2 separate regions of the Homo sapiens genome follow, and region 1 is linked to region 2. A link is an interaction called in ENCODE POLR2A ChIA-PET data of the cell type or tissue named here. Cell type or tissue: MCF 10A. All regions are shown on one strand. Each heading gives the region's core, and the rest is flanking DNA. Links, peaks and the distances in the headings are about the cores only. Region 1 overlaps TEX48 (testis expressed 48). Region 2 overlaps AKNA (AT-hook transcription factor).

Region 1 (8,166 bases), core at 1,661-5,660, 310 kb after region 2:
TAAATTGGAATTATCACTCAGTGATAGTGATGAAGGCAGTTTGGGGGTATCCCAGCAGGCAGAGAGTGAGCAAAGTGAGGTTTAGAGAGGCCATGCAGAGTGTCCTTATCTGATACCTACTTTGGGTCGATGGCTTGTGCTCCTGGGTTTGACTGGGAACCTTGGAGTCATTGATGGCATAGGGCTCCTGACAGTCCCTGCAGCATAAACAGAAGATCTTCAAGATCAGGTTTTGGTGGGCTGCTGTTGGAGGCAAAGGAATGAGGGGCATGGGTTCCGGAATCTGAATTCCAGATGCCTATTGGAAATTGACTGTGGTGGGGGTATCATTGGGTCAGCCTCTCCCAAGGCATTAATATAATACTCCTCCCCTCTCCCAAATCTTCTGTAGCTTCCCATGGCCAGCAGATCCTTCTGCCTAGGCCATTTTTTCCTATTCTGTACAAAGTTTTCTTACCCATGGAAAGGAGTTGAAACTTCTACTCTGCCAGCTTTGTCTGCAGGGGTGCCTTGTTGAATCAGCCAGTCTTGAGTTTGAGCCCAGTTCACTGGGCTGGGCTGTTTCCTAAGTAAACATAAGACCGTGGCTGAAAAATGCTAGTCCTTCACCTGTGTTCACACTCCAGATAGGATCTAATGACAGCAAAATCCCACCTCATGCAGACATGCACATAAACATGCTCAGGTTTCAGATAGCTCTGTGTCCTACCCCATGAACAGGTGCATGTTCTTAGGTGGATTCTTTACCCTTTTTGAACTTCACTTTTATCACTTGAAAAATGAGAATAGCAGTGCCTACTTTGCAGGAGTAAAGACTCATATATATGAAAAGTAGCTCCTGTGAAGCTAGGTATATGGTAAGTGCTCAATCAATGGTCATTCCATTTTCCTCCCTTCTCTTTATGTAGCTCACTGGCTTCCAATGATCCCAGCTGGTCCAGGTCCTATGGAAAGGAAGCATATGGACTTGTAGGTTTAAATTCTGGTTTTGCCACTAATTTGCTGGAGGGCTTTGGGTAGGTCCATGCTTTTTTCTGTGTCTCAGGCTCCTCGTCAGTAGTAAGAAGTTAGGCTGGATGATCTCCTCAAGGATCTTTCTAGTTTTGAAGGTCCAGGATTATAAGGCCTTGCTTTAGTCCCAGATCCCTTTATTTGTGTATCAAGTTTTTAGATCTCTGGATACATTCTGTTCTCACTCCCCTTCTTGTGGCAAAACCCTCTTTAAAAGGAAATTCTTATCATGGTATTGTTTAGGCGTCCCTCACAATACCTAATTCACTTCGCTTTGTGAGTTTTGCCTTCATTATAGGCACTTGAGTCCCATTTTCTCTACTGCCATACCCTGGCCTAAGCCACCATCATCTCTTGCCTGAATTCCTGCGATAGCTTCCTGACTGGTCTCCTTATTTCTCTTACCCTGAACTTCCTCCATAATTAATACAAAAGTTGGGGTAGTTCTGTTAAAATATATCATGTCACTCTTCAGCTCAAAACTTCCAAGGATAGGAAAAAATGGGTATAGTAGATGGAGCGATATAATATGGAAGGAAGAAATGGAAACTCAAATAGAATCAAATAGAAATTCTAGTTCTATAAAAACCAGTATCTGAAGAAAATATGTATTGGGTAGGGTTAACAACAGATTGGACAAAGCAAAAGCAATGATCAGTAAACTTGCGAAAAGGTCAATAGAAATTATCCAAACTGAAACAGGGAAAGCAAAAAAGATTTTAAAAGGATGAAGAGTACCCCACTGACCTTGCGGGATGCTACCAAGCTGTATAACATACGCGCGTTACTGGACTCTCAGAAGGACGAAGGGCAGAAAAAATATTTGGCAATAGTGGCTGAAAAGTTACTAAATTTGATGGAAAGCATCAACATAAGTATTCAGTGAGCACCAAACATGAAAAACAAAAAATCACAACGACCGGGCGCGGTGGCTCATGCCTGTAATCTCAGCACTTTGGGAGGCCGAGGCTGGCAGATCACCTGAGGTCAGGAGTTCGAGACCAGCCTGACCAACATGGAGAAACCCCGTCTCTGCTAAAAATACAAAACTAGCTGGGTGTGTGGCACATGCCTGTAATCCCAGCTACTCAGGAGGCTGAGGCAGGAGAATCGCTTGAACCCTGGAGGCGGAGGTTGTGGTGAGCCGAGATCACGCCATTGCACTCCAGCCTGGGCAAGAAGAATAAAACTCTGTCTCAAAAAAAAAAAAAGAAAAGAAAAGAAAATCACACCTAGGCACATTTTAGTCAAATGGCTAAAAAGTAAAGAACAGGCTCTTAAAACAACTGGAATAAATAAACATGAAAGAAAGAAACTGTAAACCTTTCACTTCATATTCCATGAAAATATCCTTCAATAATTAAGGCAAAATGAAGACATTATAAGATAAACAAAAATAGAGAGAATTTGTCTTTAGAAGGCCCAGGCTGTAAAAAATGCTAAGATCGAAGGAAAATGATACCAGATGGAAATTCACATTTACAGAAAGGGATGAATAGGATAAGAAATAGCAAATATGTGGGGGTAAATGCAAACTTTTTTTTTTTTTTGAGACAGAGTTTTACTCTGTCACCCAGGCTGGAGTACAGTGGCGTGATCACAGCTCACTGCAGCCTCAAACTCCTGGGCTCAAGTGATCCTCCTGCTTCAGCCTCCCCAGTAGCTGGGACTACAGGTGTGCACCACCACACCTGGCTAACTTTTGTATTTTTTGTAGAGACGTGGTCTCCCTATATAGCCCAGGCTGGCCTTGAACTCCTGGGCTCAAGTGATCCTCCCACATTGGCCTCAAAAGGTGCTGGGATTACAGGAGTGAGTCACCGCGCCTGGCCAGAAAGATTTTTTCTCTTTCTTTTCTCCAAAATTCAGTGGTTTTGCATATTCCTCAGAAGAAAAACCAAAGTTCTCACCTGGGTCTTAAGATACTCTGTAATCTAATCATCCTTCTTCCCTCCTGTCCACCCACAACCCTCATCACCAACTCTGTCTTCAATTCCTCCAATTCCCCAATTCCATTTGCCCCCCCTGCTGAGTTTTAAAACACAGCAAGCTCCCAACTCAACAATTTGTGCTTGTTTTACTCTCTGCCTGGAATTCAGTTCTCTTAGATAACAACATTCTGTCATTACCTTCAAGTCTTTGCTTCACCTTTTCTAGTGAGACTTTCTCTGTTGTATTTAACATTATAACCCCCTTGCCCAGCACCCCAGCACTTCCTAATCTCTTCCTTGTTTACTTTTCAAACATTTTCTCTTTCTTTTTTCTTCTTTCTTTCTCTCTTTTTCTTCTTTTTTTCTTTTCTTTCTTTTTTTCTCTTTTCTCTTTTTCTTTCCTTCCTTCCTTCCTTCCTTCCTTCCTTCCTTCCTTCCTTCCTTCCTTCCTTCCTTCCTTCCTTCTTTCCTTCTCTCTTGCTCTCACTCTCTTTCTTGACAGGGTCTAGCTCTATGCTCAGGCTGGAGTGCAGTGGCACAATCATGGTTCACTGCAGCCTTGAACTTCTGGGCTCCTCCTGCCTCAGCCTCCTGAGTAGCTGGGACTACAGGTGCATGCCACCATGTCCAGCAAATTCTTTTTTTTTTTTTTTTTTAAGAGAAGGGGTCTCACTGTATTGCTCAGGCTGGTCTTGAAATCAAGTGATCCTCCCATGTTGGCCTCCCAAAGTGCTGGGGTTACAGGTGTGAGTCACCGTGCCCAGCTTCATTTCCTAACACTCTACATAATTTGCTAAATTACTGTGTTGAAGGTCTGCTTCTTCCCACTAAATTAGAAGTCACATGAGGTCATGGATTTTAGCTGTTTGGTTTACTGCTCTATTCTCAGTGTCTAGAGCAGTACCTAGTGCAGTGTGGGAAGTCAATAATTGTTTGTAGAATAAAAATTGAGGGTGTTTGTAGAATAAACTAGCATTTATTCTTGTCTTGAGTAAAAGCACTTGCAGGCCCTGGGGGCAGTAGAGAGGTGGGTGGTAGTTTTTGTGCCAGGAACATCACAAGCTGTAGGACACAGCTTACCTCATTCACATGCTAAGCTTACTCTGATGGTTTCATGAGTCAATTTTAGTTCTGCTCTCTGTTTACTGGTTGGGACTATTTTTCTTCCCTGTCCACTGCAAAGCATATCTATCTTCTTCCCATGTTCCCTATTTCGTGGGATGATCCTATTATTCACTCTGTCTCTAGAGTCAGAAGCCTGCCAGCCTCCTGCCATCTGCTCGTGTTCATCAGTCTTTGAACTTTACTTTCCAAATATCTCTTCAGTCTGTCTGCCCAGCCAATCCTTTGCCATTTCCTTCACCGTAGTGTAAGCCACCATCACTTCTCACCTGGACCACTGCTTAAACTTTCTCATTGGTTTGTTTGCCTCCACCTAAAGCTAGAGTTATCTGGTAGACATGTAAATCCTATCTCTCTTCTGCCCCAACAACCCTCTGCCCCACCAAGGGGGTCCCCAAGTCTGCAGATCCAACTCCTTTTGTGATCACCACTGTTATTCTCTTCATCCTCATCTTCTCTGGGTTGCACTCACCGCCCTACAGCCATAAGAGATGCTGTATAGGCAGCTTCCCCAATCACCTTTTACTGAATGGACCCTGTTCACATCCTGTTCCCTCTACCTGGGATGTTCTCACCTCAATCCTTGAGTCATCAAACTCCAGGATTCAGCTCAGGGGCTACAGGAAGGCATGGGATAAGTTAGGAGTCCCTCCCTTGTGCTCCCACAGCACTCCCCTGCTGGCCCACCATGTTTTCCTGTACACAGCCTGTTATTGTACAGTGACTGCCTAACTCATGGTAAATGCTTAATAAACACTTGTTGAAACGTTGTCTTGTAACTGCCTCTTGTTGACAGTCTGGATACTAGTTCATGAGCTTTTTCCTTTTTCTTTTTCTTTTCTTTTTTTATTTTTTGAGACAGGGTCTCACTCTGACACCCGTGCTGGACTGTAGTGGCACCATCAGGGCTCACTCCAGCCTCATCCTCCCAGGTGCAAGCGATTTCCCTGCCTCAGCCTCCTGAGTAGCTTGGACTACAGGCTCGCACTACCATGCCCGGTTATAGTTTTTTTGTTTTTGTTTTGGTAGAGATGGGATTTTGCCGTATTGCCCAGGCTTATCTCGAATTCCTTAGCTCAAGAGATCTCCTGCCTCAGCCTCCAAAAGTGCTGGGTTATAGGCTTGAGACACTGAGCCCAGCCAAGCTTTTTTCTTTTTTTTTTCTTCATTTATTTCACATGTATTTACTGAAAACCTGCCATGTTCCAGGTACTGTTAGGTGCTGGAGATATAGCAGTGAACAAGACACAGGATAGACAAATGTCCATGGAAGCAGGGACAGTATTTTATTCACTTTTTTTTTTTTTTGAGATGGAGTCGCGCTCTGTTGCCCAGGCTGGAGTACAGTGGCGCAATCTTGTCTCACTTCGTGCTCCGCCTCCCGGGTTCACGCCATTCTCCTGCCTCAGCCTCCCGAGTAGCTGGGACTACAGGCACCTGCCACCACGCCTGGCTAATTTTTTGTATTTTTAGTAGAGACGGGGTTTCACTGTGTTAGCCAGGATGGTCTCGATCTCCTGACCTAGTGATCTGCCCATCTCGGCCTCCCAAAGTGCTGGGATTCCAGGCGTGAGCCACCGCGCCTGGCCTTTATTCACTTTTGTATCCTCAGCACTCAGCCCAGGGATGGGCACAGAATAGGTACTTTATACATATTTGTTGAATAAACACATGAACCTTCTCTGACTGTTGGAAAAAAACTATGCCAAACAGATCTCCTTCCTCCCTTCCACTAACTGATTTTTAACTTTCTGCACATAAGCTGTTCCTTGTGGTTAGATACGATGCGGGCTAGACACATACAGATGTCACCATTGTGTGGATTTTTTGGTCAAAGTGGGGGCACTCACTAGGTCCATTTAGCTCCAATCTCCAATAGTCTTTTGGATCTGCTGCCAGGTGAGGTGTTTTTGTTTGTTTGTTTGTTTTTTTGTTTTTCCCTAGACCTAGTGTCAGTGTCATGGGATTTTTTTTTTTTAACATGATTTTAGCTCTGATGTATTTCATTGAGTTCTCTTTAGTGGATTTATTTCATTTTCCTATAATTTATAAAGAAATAGAAATTTATACAGGCAGTTAGATCTTTTGTTTTGGAGATACACCATTTAGCAAATATCCTTGCCATTAATCTGCTTCGTATTCTGCTACTTGCTTTAGTTTCAGTTGTCTTCATCCACTTATAAAAATGCTTGCCTCACGGGGTTTGGCTTTGTTCCAGACTGCCTTGTGTATGTTGAATGTAGAAGGATGCACTTCATAAGAAAGGAATGGAAGCATAGCTCTGACAAGCCCCCACCATGAGTCAGCCCTGAGTGTCTGGAGTTTTACTGGAGTGGTAATTGATTTGTCTAGAAGAAATTGCTAAAACCTGGACTTGGGTCCCTCTAAACCTTTGTCAGCATGTGTTCTGTCTTGGTAAATCATAAAAGAAGGTCACTTTTTTTTTTTAGCTTATATTCGGGAGTCAGTAATTTTCAGGTTTTTGATCATGTGGCCTCTTTTAGGCTCTGCTTGGTCAAGAAATTCAAGACACTGCACAAGTAGAAACTGTTTATCAATTGTAGCGTGCTCTTTCCTGCTTGTCGTGGTCTCATCTGCATTAAGGTTGTTGCCTCTTCCTGGAAAAACTCCGTATATATACTCTCACTATAGGTACTCTCATGTATTTGTCTTAATAAATGGCAAAAGTTCACTAGATGACTTAGGATTACTGTAGCCATGATGACAAAGTTTTGATGTCAAAAATCAGATTTAAGAGGAGCTCTAGAGAAGAGAGAAGACAAAAATGCCAAACATAAATAGAAGGCTTCTTTGTCTGGAATGCTATGGCCTCAGGAAGAAAAAGATAAAAAAGACCTTACTCTTACTCAAACCTTCTGACACCTGTTTTCTTTGCTTCTGTCTTTCTCTCTCCACCCAACTTGATCTTTACTACCCACGTATACTCCTCTTACTCCTTCCCCTGGCTGCCCAAATAAACTTTTTCAGGGAGCATTTTTCTAGAGAAGAACAATCACATTGCACAACACCCACCTAAAACTTCTGCACTGAAGGTAGATCAAGAGAGGCCGAATTTAAACTCTGAGTAAGAGTTGAGTTGGGTAAAAATAGAATCTTCCCAAATTTCAGAACAAAAGAAAGTTTGTTTTGTATATCCTGTGTAATTCAGGATTCTGTTCGTTACTTATTGTCTTGGACTATCATATTTGTACCAATTAGTTCATTTCGTTGTTGACCTTTAGGCCAGGCACAGTGGCTCACACCTGTAATCCCAGCACTTTGGGAGGCTGAGACAGGAAGATTGCTTGAGTTTTGGAGTTTGAGACCAGCCTGGACAACATACCTCATCTCTACTAAAAATTAAAATTTAGCTGGGCATGGTGGTGTGCACTTGCACTTCCAGTTACTCAGAGGCTGAGGAGAGAGTATTGCTTGAATTTGAGAAATCAAGACTTCAGTGAGCTATAATCATGCCACTGCACTCCAGCCCAGGCAACAGGAGATCCTGACTCAAAAAAAAAAAAAAAAAAAAATTGTTGACCTTCAACAATGGGGAAAATGTTTAAGAGTAGCAGGATGAAAAAGGTCAGAAGATTCAAATAACCTATCTATGCATAATATTTTTAAGCATGGACTTGAGAGGGTAAGAAAAATAGGAAGTATGCCACATGAAACTATTTTAAAAGATTTTCTCTTAAGGGTGGATAGGGCAAAGATTCAAGAATAACAAACAAAATGATGAATCAATAGGTGACTTAATAGACTTCAGGACACTTTCAAAGGACATTCTGGGGCAAACAAAAAGTGTAAGTAAAAGGAGCCCTTTCTTTATGCAAAAGCTCATATCTAAAATAGAGGATTTAGAAAAAATCAATTGGAATGGGAAATTCCATTAGTGTAGATATCTTGATCATTTTCCAAGAGTCCTAAAATGTTAACTAGAAATCGAGATAATCTTTTGACCTACTAGATAAAACAACTGGCCCCTGAAATAAAGACAGGACCCAAATCTCCTCTGTTCTTTAAGAATTTGGAGTCTGTGGAGAACACTTGCACTTACTGTATGCAGAAAGGCCATTAGAAGAACTAATGTTCCATGTCA
Region 2 (8,166 bases), core at 1,693-5,692:
CCTACGATTATTACAAACCATTTTATAGACAGGTAACTCACGCTCAAATGATTTGCCCAAAGTCAACAGAAACAAGGAGCAGAGTTGAGATTTAAACCTAGATTTCCTGCCAGAGTTAACTCTCCTGACCCCCATCCATTCCAGCATGGCCACCCCAGCCCCCTGCAATACCTTCAACTGCAGGAGCATGAGGGTCCCTTAAGATATTGTACTCAGGTTTTCTCCCCATTCAAGTGTGTAGTGGCACCTGGTAGAGTTTTCCTACCCTCTAGGCCAGAGCACAGCACAAGATTTTCCCCAAACCATAGGGCCAGCATGACCTCAGCTGTCAGGGATGTCCTACCAGTGTCCCACCCTACCCAGCATGCCAGGCTCTCTTTCCTGCTCCCATCCTCAACAGACAAGTCTTTGCAGCACAGGCAACAGGAGTTGGGAGGCATAGAGACCCCACTACTGTCATCTGTGTGAACGCACTACACTCAATTTGCTCGCCTGCAAAACGGAGATAGTGATTGTCTCTCAAGGGGTTGTGGTGTGGGCCAGACAGCCTTCTACAAAGCCCCTTTTGTGTAGGGCTCTTGTCTAGGTTTCACCCCATTATCCATGCAGTACTACAAGCTAGAAACCTGGAGCCATCCGTGTCTCCCTTCCTCCCTCTCACGGCCACTCCAAGTCCACTCAAACATACCTTCCCAACCTCTCTTAAGTCCACACATGCTTCTCCATTTGCCCTGCCACCTCCCCAGCCTCAGACTGGCCTACCCACAAGTCATCTTATGTCATCCCCTGCCAGAAAATCCAGCAGAGTTTAAGGCCATGCTCTCTACGTGACCCACAAGCCCCTACATCATGGGGCCCCTGCCTGCCTCTCCAGCCACATCTCAGACTATTTTTCCTTTCTCTTCCCATACTCTAGCCACAGGGCCTTTGCACAAGCTGTTTTCCCTGCTGGATGGGTTTTCTCTTTCTGTCTCTAGTAATTCCTACTTAGTCTCAGGTCTCATTTAAACATGACTTCTTCAGGGAAAGCTTCTCTGACCTCCTCCTCAAACTCAGTCATGTTACTCCTGCTACTCTCACAGAACCCCATAATTCTCCTTCAGTGCACTGACCAAAATTATAACTAAATCACTGTAACCAGTTCAACTCTACAGAAAACTCTGTGAAGGTAGACGCCACCTTCCCTGCCACCTCCCATCCCACTGAATCCCTACCATGTGTCATGGTACATGGCACACACTTCATAAATATGTAATATTTACATATTTGGCACACACTGGCATATGGCACACACTTCATAAATATGTAATACGTATTGAAGAAATGAATTAACGAAGAAATGAATGCACGAGGGAACAGCCCAATATGGTTGAGCCAAGAGGTACCTCAGGGCAGGAGGTCTTGATGGCTGGCATGGGGGCTTGTCCAGAAGGAGCAGGCAGGTGCGTTGGCTGATGGAGGCAGGGCAGGGCTGGGGTGCTGTCCAGAGCTGAGTCTGACCCGGGCGGCTCAGGCTCTTGCTGGGTCTGGTCTATGTGTTCCTTCAGCTCTTCCAGGCAGCTTCCCAGACGGTATATCTCTGCCTCCAGCTCCCTGGAATGCAGAAACATTACCACCAGGAGCCCAAGATGGCAGCTACATCAGGCAGGTCCAGGAACAGAGTATCAGAGCAGAGACTCCAGGGGATGCCCCCTTAGGGTCCATTTAATATCAGCCTTTAGATGATGGTGAGAACTCAAAATAAGCAAGATGAAAGAAGGTTCCATTGGGAATCAGGAGGTCTCAGCCCAAGTCCCCTCTGCCATCCACAGGCTGTGGGACATTAGAGAAATCCCACCCCCATCTAGCCTCAGTTTCCCCATCATCCAATAAGGGTTTCAAGGCATCTTCTCAGCACGTGGGTCCAAAGGGACTCAAATCACAGCTTTTGATCGTGCCACCATTTGGATATGTATACTAATTAGGATAAGATTTCTCTCTATTCCCCGTGTACAAATTATAAGGACAAAGTGCCTCCCTCCTGGAGACTGAGGGACCCCAGGGGCCCATCCCATCTGTCCTTCCAGGCCTTCCACCCCAGCAGGTACCTGCGAGGATCAAATCTTCCAGGCGTCCCCTTGGAGCCGGCAAGCGGCTGGGCAGGGTGTTGCTCCCGACAAGCCTTCAGGTACTCCTCCTCTAGGGCCGCGTGGGCAGCCTTCAGCCGCTGGAAGCCCTGAAACCAGACCAGGCCAGGAAGACTTGAGTGCTCAGTCCCCGCGGGGCCTGTCCCTGAAGACACAGTGGATGAGACAGCTTGCGGGAGGCCATGGGATGCACCTGGGCCCCTGGGTTCATGCAAGATACAGGCTGAGGTTGAGATCTCTGGAGGCTGCCTGCCCTGGAGAGCTGCCGTGGTCAAGCTCTCTGCCATCAGGCTGGCACAACAGAGACACAACTCAGAGACTTGGCACCAGCTCCAGAGGGCACCAGCCCTTCCTGCATAGACTTACAAGGACCCCAATGTACCACAAACTGTCATAGCTGTCACAGTGTCAAATACACTCTCACTATTATCTCCATAAGGACCCTTTACATGAGAGACTCTGGATCCTCATTCTTGATTTGCAAAACTGTGGGCTTCAGAAAATTAGCCACTCTTTCCCCAAATCCTTATAGACTATCGACACCGATAATGTTATCATCACCATCACATTATTGAGAATGTTTACTGAGCATTGAGGCTCTGGGCTAAAGCACTTTGCATTTATTTAATCTTCAATATAATCATAATGAGAGGGGTGATTTATCATCTTCATTTAAAAAGGATGAAACTGAGGCACAGGGAGGTCACTTAAGTTGATGAAGGTCATGGAGTGAGTGAGTTGTAGAGACAGGATGTGGGCCCAGGCCCTCTGGCCCCAGAGCTCATGGTCCTAGCAATTCTGCTAGGCTCCCATAGGAGGATCACAGGTAATACATGGCTAAAGCTGCAGGAATTGGGGTTGGTATCACTGTCTTACTACCATCCACATCCCACTCAACTCTGAGGAGAGACAGAAGCCAAGCACAACCTAAAACCCATTCCCTGGTCACATCTAATCTTCTGACAGCTCTCAACTTCCCTGTATATGGGGGGATTAGAACAGAGAGCAAAAAAATGAATGGTTTTAGTTTATAAGGTCCTTGGTCATCCACTGGATGATATTACATGATACATATGACACATTTTGTGATTGGAAAATGTACATGACATCTATGTAACCACACAGGAAATATCCTGCCATAACATTTTTTTAGAAACTAGGTGTTTTGAATTTGCCTCTCCAGACCTTCTCTCAGCTCCTCTCCCACCCTGCTCTGTGCTTTGAGCATCAGGGCTGTCTACCTGCTGGCTTCTGGTTGGGTCTGTCTAGTGGGAGGGACCTATGAGAGATCACAGGGTGGGAAGAGAGAGACTTGAGAGTGGGCACAGCTCCCGGCTAATGCTACTACCCGGGGATTCCTCAGTCTTTGTTGGGTCCCCTGATGCTGCCCACACCTTTGCTGACAGTTCTCTCCTTTGACGCCTACACTCCCAGACTTGAGAGCCCCACCTGTCCCTTAATGGGACCCTGGCTGATGCAGCAGGAATCTAAATTGTATTTATGACCACCGTTATCTAAAACTCCAAATTCCAAAGGATATACACCAATAGGACTCTATAAAGGGTCTCCCCTCCAGCCCCCACTTTTTTTAACAGGGTTTCCAAACTTTTGGCAACTATTTTGTAATTTTGTTTAAAGGCGATAAAAAAGAAAAGGCCTTTTTCTGCTTGCTGAGAGGCAGGATAATTTGTGGAAAGTAGTGCAGGGCAGTGATTATGACCCTGGATTTGAAAGAGAGACAGACCTGGCTCCAGGTTCTCCTGCCTACTAGCTGTGGGGCCTTTGAGTCACCCCTCTGAGCTTCAGTTCCATCCTGGTTAAATGAGGGTGATAAATGTAACTGCTTCACTGGGTTTTGATGATGACCAAATAAAATAACATACTCTAGGGTTTACCACAGTCCCTGTACACAACCATCCTTGCTTAATAATGGGTAACTATTGTGAAATAATGATCGTTATCATGGGAAGCTACTCAGGAACTGTTTGCTCTAAAAGAGACCCTGTGTCTGGGATTCTCTTTTCTGTCTTGCAGCAAAGAAGGCTTCAGAGACAGAGTCATGGGAGACAGTGGTTGTCTGGCAGTTCCATGGGTGGCTCCTGAATTGGGCAGTACCTTGACTTGGTCCTGGGGCATGAGACGTCCTGCCTGTATCAGTCTTTCAAAGGACTCCACCTGGACATTGGGAGGGGAAGGAAATATGCTCCATTAATCCAGTCCTGTAGACTCCCACACCCAGCCACATCTATGCCTTGGTAAGAGGAGCTGGGTCCGTCCTCAGGATGTGGGGTTTCTGCCAAGCATGGAGACGTGGGTGCTGGGAACAGCTTCTACCACCAGCCCCAGGCATGGTAGCCTTGAGAAAAATTGAAGTGAAACCTGCAGGAATTTACTGACAACAAAGCAAGTCACTCATGTGCATCAAGACTAATGAGTCAGGATATTTACTGCAGCATGAACAGTAGGGAGGGGACAAGAAATTGCCTAAATGCCTGTCGGTGGAATAGTATTCAGCCATCAACAAGAGGAAGGCACACGTGTATGTTCTGAGCTATTAATGCCTCCAAGACCTATTTTTCAGTGTCAAATCAAGGTACAGGGCAATGTTTACGGTATGCTACCATCTGTATAGAATATGTGGAGAGTAAAAAGGAAAACGATAAATACATTGCTTATATACGATATACTATCTCTAGAGGAATTCAAGAAACTAAAATATGAATTGCTTCTGGGAAGGAGAACTGGGTGGCTGGAAGACAGGAATGAGAAGTAGATTTTTCTACTACATGTCCTTTGCATCCTTTGAAATCTGAACAATGTGAATTCGTTGCCTACCCAAAAATAAATATTCAAATTTAAGACTTCAAAAAGTCAAGGTACAGTAGCTTATGCAGCCATTTCTATAAATGCAAGTGTGTGCATTGAACATTTTTGCATGGGTTGGAGGAAAGATTTAGTTTTTGCTCAATATGCCCTCTGTACTGTGCAAAGGTCCTTATCATGGGCATCTATTACCTGCTCAAAAAAGTTTAATTACAAAAAAAGGCAAGGGATGATGTAAGGTTCGGTTTTAAGAAAGCTCTAGATCAGTGTGAAATATAGAAATGTATATTATATAATCATATTACATAATTTTATAATATATAAAATAGAACTATAATGTGAGCTACACCATCTATAATTTTCTCATAGCCACATTGAGAATGTAAAAAGAAACAGGTAAAATTAATTTTTATATTTTATTTAGCCCCAAATATCATTTCAACATGTAATCAATACTAAAAAAATAGGGAGACACTTTATATTTCTAAGTCTCTGAAATCTGGCATGTGTTTCATACCCACAGCACGTCTCAATTCAGAGCAGCCCATGTCAAGTACTCAACAGTCACATGTGGCCAGCAGCTTCTGAATTGGACCGTGCAGCACTAGACATGAGGGGTCAGCTAAGGCCCCAGCTCCTGCTCAGTGTGATGATTTGACATTGCTTTATTTTGTGGACAACATATAGGACGAAGAAGAAATGTGTCTCCGGCTACGGAACCAAGAATGGTGGTGGCAAAAGGAAACGAAGCCTGTAATCCCAGCACTTTGGGAGGCCGAGGCAGGCATATCACCTGAGGTCAGGAGCTCAAGACCAGCCTGGCCAACATGGTGAAACCCCATCTCTACTAAAAATACAAAAATTAGCCAGGCATGGTGGCGCGTGCCTGTAATCTCAGCTTCTAGGGAGGCTTGAGGCAGGAGAATTGCTTGAACCCGGGAAGCGGAGGTTGCAGTGAGCCAAGACTGCACCACTGCACTCCAGCCTGGGCAACAGAGTGAGACTCTGTCTCAAAAAAAAAAAAAAAGAAGAAAAGAAATGAAGTACTTGTATGTGCTACTCCAACAAGGATTAACTTTGAAAACATCATGGTAAGTGACAGATGTCAGACACAGGACAAATATTGCGTGAATCTATTGCTATGAGACATCCACAATAGGCAAGCCTATAAAGACAGGAAGCAGAAGAGCAGCCGACGGAGGCTGGGGAAAGAGGGGATGGGGAGTGACTGCCTAATACAGATGAGGTTTCTTAGTGCGTGATGAAAATGTTCTAAAACTGACTGTGGTGATAGTGGCAGAACTGCAAATATACTAAAAACCGCTGAAGCAAGCAAACACTTTAAATGAGTCAACCGCATGGTATGTGAATTATATTTCAGTAAAGCAAGGGAAAGAAGGAGAGATGGGAGGGGAGGGAAGAGGAGAGGAGGGGAGGGGAGGAGAGAAGAGAAGAGGAGAGGGGAAGGGAGAGGAGAGGAGAGGAGGGAAGGGAAGGGAAGAATAAAATGGTGGTGCTTCTGAAAGAATTTGTTTTATGGGCATGGTAGTGCATGTAACTATTGCATTTCTCTTTTGGCATTGGCAACTAGGAAGCTCAAAGCTAAATGTGTGACTCTAATGTGCTTAGGGTCCAACAGAACATTTTATTTACTCACTCCACGTATTTTATTTTTTTCTACCCTTACTTCCTCTCTGCCCCAGTTTTCTCACTTCTGTTTTCAGAATGTGGCTAAAACGTATGTATTTTCATAAGGTGCTTTAAACCACTTCTGGAATAAAGCCAATGTACAGTTATAAACAGACCTGCAAACAATTCACGGTTACTTGGACTGTTTCATGAAGATACGAAGACCCTTGAGAAGTAACTAGGAATTGATTTATTTAATAAAATGAACTAAGAAAGTGAGGCAACTTATCCTGAAGAGGAAAAGGTAGAGTGGAGATTCTGTTACCCTTCCAGAATCCTGAAAGAGCTCAGAGTTTCCCGGGAGCCAGCCTAGAGACACTTCCAAGCACAAGTGGAGGGATTTGGATGAGATGCATTGCCAAAAAGGGGGGTGAGACCTAGCACTGGTGACAAGGAGGAGGCTGGAGCTGTGTGGCCTCTAAAACCAGGGAGGGGCTCATGTTTTGGGGATGGCTGAGTTAACTCGGTGCAGAGGCAGGGGAATGACAAGTGAGACTCCCAGAGTGCCTCTCACCCAAGCAGGCAGAGGTTCTGTGTTCTCCAGGTGAGTTAAGTCTCTCGGGGGCAAAGCTGGGAGTCCACTCACCTTGGCCAGGAACTGGCTGGCCTGAGAAGCCAGTGCCTGGGTCTGCTCTGCTGAGGACTGGTCCTCAGAGATGTCCCGGTTCTCCGGAAGCCACCCCAGGGTGGGCATGCTGGTAAGCGAGGAGGGGCTCAAGTCTCCTCGAGCTGATGGCCACCCTGGAATACACAACTGCTGAAAGCTGGGGCCAAGAACAGTCCTTCCAGGAGCTGAAGGACTGAGGCTGAACGTCAAAGCCACCACCTCCATCATCAAGTTATAGCTCAGTCACCATGTGCGATCTTCACATCAGCCCCAGGAAGTGGGCTGGGTAGAACATTGTCCCCCATTTACAAGGGAGAACAAGGTCCAGATCTGCCCCAGGCCACATGGTTGGCTGGAGCAGAGCTACGCTAGGCCTCTGGGTTCCCAGTCAACAGCGTGGGCTCTCACACAGGGAGACGTGAGTTCCAATCCAGACACTTCCCCTCCATAGCTGTATGAACTTCAGCGTGTCCTCACCTCTCCAATTGGTCCCCTTGGCTGTCATGGGTGTGACAACAGTGCACACCTCAGCGGGTTATTGTGGGGATTAAGTGAGGTCACATGTGTCAAGGCTTAGCACAGGGCCTGGCTGAGATATGGGCTCCCCAGGGACAATGCTCTATGTTTTCAACTCACCCAGGGTCACCAAGATGCCAAGTGGCAGGGCCAGGGCTGCCCCCAGGCTGCTGTGGATCAAAGCAGGACACTTTCCACATCTCTGACCCTTTTGAGTCAAAGTGCCCAGGGTGGGGCCTTGCCTCCCTCCTTCCCCTGGCCTGAGGCCAGCGCCATCCCCAGGGTGAACCAAGTCAGTCCCACAGAGCAGAATCCCAGGCAGAAGGAGCCTCCAGCTGCAGCTCTTCTCCCGGACTCACCTGAGGCCGCAGAGGCCTGGGGGTCCTCGGCCGGGCCCGGCCACCA

What was found. Peaks named below come from ENCODE experiments on the same cell type or tissue, not always from the same donor. Only the 100,000 strongest peaks of a DNase experiment are listed, where the experiment ranks them.
Region 1: POLR2A ChIA-PET joins it to region 2 with 5 read pairs; 3 of 35 experiments call an interaction of 5 or more read pairs at or near these places.

The regions. Positions count from the first base shown.
Region 1 is chr9:114,671,263-114,679,428 of GRCh38, forward strand. It overlaps TEX48 (testis expressed 48), which reads right to left. Exons shown (of 5, transcript NM_001199233.2): 2 at 458-565; 3 at 121-243. The coding sequence starts at 461. Among named protein-coding and RNA genes, the nearest start is that of TEX48, 6.8 kb to the right of the region's middle. In MCF 10A, for the core only: no CTCF peak of the experiment used is centred there; no DNase peak of the experiment used is centred there.
Region 2 is chr9:114,360,319-114,368,484 of GRCh38, forward strand. AKNA (AT-hook transcription factor) reads right to left here. Exons shown (of 22, transcript NM_001317950.2): 5 at 8,121-8,166; 6 at 7,225-7,379; 7 at 4,242-4,301; 8 at 2,088-2,215; 9 at 1,386-1,593. Among named protein-coding and RNA genes, the nearest start is that of AKNA, 24 kb to the right of the region's middle. RefSeq lists enhancers at 6,537-6,596, 6,617-6,706, 6,814-7,762, 7,234-7,533. In MCF 10A, for the core only: no CTCF peak of the experiment used is centred there; DNase peaks (open chromatin) are centred at 4,003 and 4,363.